Regions from separate parts of the Mus musculus genome. Here region 2 is linked to region 1. The links are chromatin loops, found by intact Hi-C in ENCODE. Cell type or tissue: heart. All regions are shown on one strand. Links, peaks and the distances in the headings refer to the core of each region. The heading gives the core; the rest is flanking DNA. Region 1 holds the start of Vcl (vinculin). Region 2 overlaps Adk (adenosine kinase).

What was found. Hi-C counts contacts between places; a loop is a spot of excess contacts. Peaks named below come from ENCODE experiments on the same cell type or tissue, not always from the same donor. Only the 100,000 strongest peaks of a DNase experiment are listed, where the experiment ranks them.
Region 2: it touches region 1 in a loop (2.6-fold over the local background); 2 of 42 quality-filtered maps call a loop at or near these places.

The regions. Positions count from the first base shown.
Region 1 is chr14:20,927,525-20,930,325 of GRCm38, forward strand. Vcl (vinculin) reads left to right here and starts at 1,874. Exons shown (of 21, transcript NM_009502.5): 1 at 1,874-2,164. The coding sequence starts at 1,997. In heart, for the core only: no CTCF peak of the experiment used is centred there; DNase peaks (open chromatin) are centred at 1,747 and 2,627; H3K4me3 peaks cover 1,973 bases; H3K27ac peaks cover 1,975 bases.
Region 2 is chr14:21,119,030-21,121,833 of GRCm38, forward strand. The region is part of intron 3 of Adk (adenosine kinase); the gene reads left to right. Among named protein-coding and RNA genes, the nearest start is that of Adk, 68 kb to the left of the region's middle. In heart, for the core only: a CTCF peak has its summit at 1,638 (motif pointing right); no DNase peak of the experiment used is centred there.

The DNA.
Region 1 (2,801 bases), core at 302-2,801:
CCCCAAAATCCCTCTGTCCAGGAGATAGGTCATTAAGTAATAAGCAAAACACAATGATGAACTGAGAGACTCCAGAGAAAGAAGTCTGACGTTGAATGGCCCAGGAAGCTCTTATCAAAGGCAGACAGAAATGAGCTCCCTCCTGTACAGCTTTGTTTCAGTTGGAGGCAGAGCCTCTGCATTCATGGTTATTTATTAAGGTGGTTTTGTTTGTTTTGTTTTTGAGTCAGTGTCTCAAGCAGCCCAGGCTGTCATCAAACTTGCTAGGTAGCCGAGGAGGACCTTGAACTTCTTCTAATCCTCTTGCCTCCAACTCCTGGGTGACAGACAAAATTATAGGTGTGTATGAACACCATGTCCTTGTTTTGTGATGCTAGAGGCTGACCTAAAGCTTTGTGTATGGTAGGCAAGTACTAAAGCTTTGTGCATGGTAGGCGAGTGCTCTTTACCAACTGAGCTCATCCCCACCTCAAGAGAAAGTTCAAGACTTGGTAACCACAGAGCAGAAACGGGGGTATGTACTGCTAGACACACAGAACTTTAGAGCTGGGTAAGACAACATGTGGCTTGGCCTTCTGCAAAATGTGACATCCTGAGAAACATTTTTCTTTGACTTGAGGATCTTTCATTTGAAGGCATTAATGAATGTGTTTCCTCTCAGAATGAGGAAGCTTGGGCAAGAGAACTTGAGGTTAGGAAAACATGCAGATGTCTTAAATGTGGTGAGGGGATTGGGCAATTTGGCCCTACTTACAGACTTGTTAAAAAGTATCCACTTTTGAATTTTCATTTCACTTTTTTTTTTTTTTTGAGATGGGGGTCTTGTCATGTTGCTCAGACTGGCTTGGAACTCCTTCCTCAAATGATCCTCCTAACCCTGCCTCTGGAGTGCTGTTGTAACTACAAATAGATGCTCATCACAACCACAAAAGGACTACCCCTCCAGGATGGCCTCAAACTTTCTTTGTAGTGGAGTATGACCTTGAACCCCTGATCCACTTCCCTAGTGCTGCTGGTATACGGGCCCACTCTATCAAGGCTGATTTTGCGTAGTGCTGGGAATCAAACCTAGGGCTTCTTACATTCTAGGCAAACATTTTAGCAACGGAACCAGACCTAAGTAGATTTGCAAAAATGGGATACCAGTCGCTAAAACAGAAGGTGGCAGACAGACTTCTACTCACCAAAAGCGAAAGATTAGCAGGTAAATTTCATTAAGTCTCTAGTTCTACGGAAACGTTCCTATTTATTTAGAAAACACGTATTTGCAAGTGAACGTGTACACGGAGGTCTAGAAAGTGCCACACCAAACTTAACTGTGACTATCCGAGGGCAGATAGTACAAATCAATGGGTACTCATGTTTCTCGGTGTGTTTTTGTTGTCTGGATCTTTTTACTTCCTCGTGAATTACTGGGAGGTGACGGAACAGTGTTCTGACTGCGTCCGGTGACGGTAAAGGGGAGCACCCTGCGGGGAGACCGGGGGAAGCCGAGGTCCCCTCTCTCTGGCGCTGCCTGAGGTGAGGATATCCCGCCCTACTGAGGTGATCCTGCGGAGGGGCGGAGCTCCGCCACTCTGAGGCGGGAGGCGGCTCCTGGGGGCGGGGCCAGTCCAGTGCAGTCGCTCGCTCCGCTCCCACTATGCCCTTATAAGGAGCGCCCCGCGAGAGGGTTCGGGAATCCGGTCGCAATCCCTGCGGCGCAGCCCCAATCCCAGGCCCCTCCCTTGGGAATGGGGGCGGGGCGGGACCTTAGCGGCTCTGCCTTGGGGGCGGAGCTTATCGAAGTAAGACCAATAGGAGCCACAGTCCGGCTCTGAGTTGCGTTACCATTGGGCGCGGCGACGTGAGAGGGCGGGGCGCCTGTGGGGCTAGTTACGCCGAGGGAAGCCCGGACTCTAGTCGCCGCTCCGAGTCAGTCACTCGCCGCCGGCTCCCGGCCCTACGGATCCCAGTTTTCTGTTGCCCGCGGTACGCCGCCCCGCTAGCCGCCGCGATGCCGGTGTTTCACACGCGTACGATCGAGAGCATCCTGGAGCCGGTGGCGCAGCAGATCTCGCACCTGGTGATTATGCACGAGGAGGGCGAGGTGGACGGCAAAGCCATTCCTGACCTCACCGCGCCCGTAGCCGCCGTGCAGGCGGCCGTCAGCAACCTCGTCCGGGTGAGCGCGCCGGGCCTGGGACGGGAGCGCGGGCGGGAGAAGTCCCCAGGGTCCCGGTCCGCCTCGCTGCTTGCATTCGCAGGCGCTTGGAGCGTCGGGTGGACTCCAGGGCAGGTGCCGTGGTTTCGAATGCCGATTTCTCTGGGCTGTGACCTTGAGCAAGCCACTGAGCCTGTCGGGGACCTCAGTTTCCTCATCTATAAAATGGGACACTTGTGTGAGAAATCCTGCCTTGGGGCTGTGCTGTGAAGAGTCAGCGAGCTTTTAGTTGTGAAGTGCCTAGGGTGTGTGTGCCCGTAGTAGGCGCCCAAGAAATGGTCGTTAGGTTGTCTCACGGTCCCTCCCCTGGGCAGGCTCGCGTCACTTGCGTTGAGTACCTTGCTCTTAGCTCCTTTTTAGGCCTCTCCTCTCCAACCTGTGGGTGGTTTCTCTTATGGTCTCCCTGCCCTAACTTCCAAGGATTCTTATTTGCACCGGGCTGCTCGCCTTTCTAATACTTCTGTCCCCTGAGACCCACCTGCCCAACCCTCCCCTGGGATCCTGGTGTCTGTCGCTTCTACCCAACTGCTTGGCTTCTTCCTCTCTCTGTCGCCGCCTCCTTTCCTTCGGGGCATTTTGCTCACACCTCCGGGGACTC
Region 2 (2,804 bases), core at 202-2,701, 190 kb after region 1:
CAGAGGGTACCACTGGAAAGCCTGTGGAGAGTGCTTTAATTCTAGTGAGTCTTCCTTGCTATGGCCCCAGGAGGCAGCATCCATGGGTTTTTGTTTTCTTAGGTAGAATTTTCCAGTACTATACCAGCAGAGGCTAAGACTTGGCTACCAGCGTGCCAGGGGTTCAGCTACTTCAGGAAGAAATGTTAATGAGCTAGGATTTTACTTACATTTTTTAAAAGTAGAAGTAAGAGTTCCCTGTGTCCTCCCCCTACCCCCCCCCCCCAATCTTCCAATCAGTCAGGCTTGTTGCTTTGTACTTGTGTCTCCTCTCAGGGACGTGGGACAGATACCTTTTTTCTTGCCCTGTTAGCTTTGGTTTTAAATTTGCTCTAATGTGCTTGTTAATTATCGTTTCTTTTGCTTTAAAGTTTTAACTTACTAATGACATTTTCTTTCTTTTCTTTTCTTTTTTTGCAAAAAATATTCTCTTGAATTTATTCACATTTTAATACAAGGAGGAGAGATCAAGTTTATTTTAATCTTTTGTGTTAAGGCAAAGTCAGTGATCACAATTTCAAAAAACGTATACAAACTGAGGTGTTTATTTCTTTCCCATTAGGAGAAGGGAAAAATTAAAAAGAAAATTGCACTGACTGGAAGGTTCTCAGTAGAAAATAAGACCACTATGATATATGATTAAACCAATAGTTGTTGGAAATACGTCTAGCTAGTGCTCGGAGAGATGGCTCAGTGGGCATGGTGCAAGCGTGGGGCCCTCGGGTTATCCCTAACACCTATGTCAAAGCCAGGACGCATGCGTGGCTAACCCCAGCACTGGTGCAAGTCGGGTGGAGACAGGAGGAAGTACACACTGTGAGCACCCACATACTGCATTCACACAGTTATACAAGAAAATAAAGTTAGGTCAGGGAGTATGGTACACTTTGTTTTGGGCTTTGATCCTGCTTTGATTACCTGTAAAAGGTAGATATAAAATTTACCAACTTAAGTATCTGCTTTTTCTTTTGTTTCCAATTCCTTCATATTCCTTTCTGTAGGCGGTTCATGTCTATTTTAGTTCATGACCTGATTTGTGTTCTGGACAATAACCAGCACACTCTGAGTATTCAGAAAGCTTTCCCTGTTAGTGACGCTTGGGATCAGCCTTAAAACATTCAGTCACTTATTTAGTCATACTTTATATGTAAATATAATATGTAATACATATAGTGGTTTATAAATATATTCAGAAATATAATGTATATAATATATAAATATGCATATGAAACTTAAACAAGTAATCAGTGCTGCTGCCTTTTGTGAAAAGGATTGCTCATATTTCTTTCTCTTTATTAGATTGTATAAATTTAATTTTTATAGTAAAGTTGGTACTTGAAAACTATTGAAGACCACAGGCTAAGTTCCGAGGTGATTTTTAGTCCTAATGGCAGTCTAATAGTGCTATTTAGCTTCTCAGCAGCTAAAACAGTGCCACGATCTTGATTCAATTTCCAAGAGTACTTTTGCTTGCTAACTTGATTACATTTCATTATTCTTTTGTAGTAATATTTTATTATTTCCTCCTGTTGCAGTTTTAAGAAATATTTATAAGGTCAATGTGGAAAATTATGTTAAGACGAAGGTGATAGCCACCAGATGGCGCTGTTTCACCTCTTTATGACATTGTGATTAATAAGTATATAATAAGCATAGAAGATCTAGAATCATTTGGACATACTATTTTGGGGACATGGATGAATTTTTTAAGAAGGAAGTATTCAAATATCATAAACTTGAGTTCATTTTTCATGTTAAGCAGTAGTGCTGTAATTAGCCTGTTAGAGAATCTACTTGTTTGATACTTTGTTTCGGCTGTACAAACAAAGCTTAAGCTGTGTGTGTGTGTGTTTGTGTGTGTGTGTGTGCGCACACACACAGAGACATACAAGGTCTCAGTGTGTAGCCCAGGTTGGCCTTAGACTCTCTTCTCTTCTTGTCTCCTGTTCTCCAGTGCTTACCTCATGTGCGTGCTGCCCAGAGACGCTTTTGTTTTGAGGAGCTGAAGGTTAAACCACAGGTTGCCAGACTCTGAGCTCTACCCATAGTCCTGAGAAACAACTCCCCCCTTTTCTCTTTTCCTAAAAGAAATTCTGATTTTTTTTTAAAACGTGTATGTGTGTTTTGCCTGCATATATATTTGCACCACATTTGAGTCTGGTGTCTGTGGAGACTAGAAAAATAGCCCTCCTTTCTTTATTCCAAGTGTGGGCCATTATGTCTGATTAGAAAATTACACTTGGTTGCCAGTAAGTTCTTTAGTTTTATAAAGTTGAAAGACAACTTTTGCACATGTTCTTATATGTTTGGAACAAAATAACTATGTGGTGCAATAATTATGTCGACTTAACCAGTTGAATGACCGTTGTAGTCACAATACCTAGTTGATGAAATTCACTTCTCCTTGAACTTAGATCACCCTGTCACAGGAGATGGTTTTAAGATTTAAACTGTGGCCGAGAGGTGGTGGTAAGATTTAAACTGTGGCTGAGAGGTGGTGGCGCACGCCTTTAATCCTAGCACTTGGGAGGCAGAGGCAGGCGGATTTCTGAGTTCCAGGACAGCCAGGGCTACACAGAGAAACCCTGTCTCGAAAAACCAAAAAAAAAAAAAAAAAAAAGAAAAGAAAAGAAAAGAAAAGGAAAAGAAAAAGATTAACCTGTATATGGTGGGACATGTCTGTCAGCCTTGTGCTTGGGAGGGTAAAGCAGGAGGATGGTTCCCAGGGAAAAGAGGGGACGGGAAGGTGACAGAGAGAATGAAAA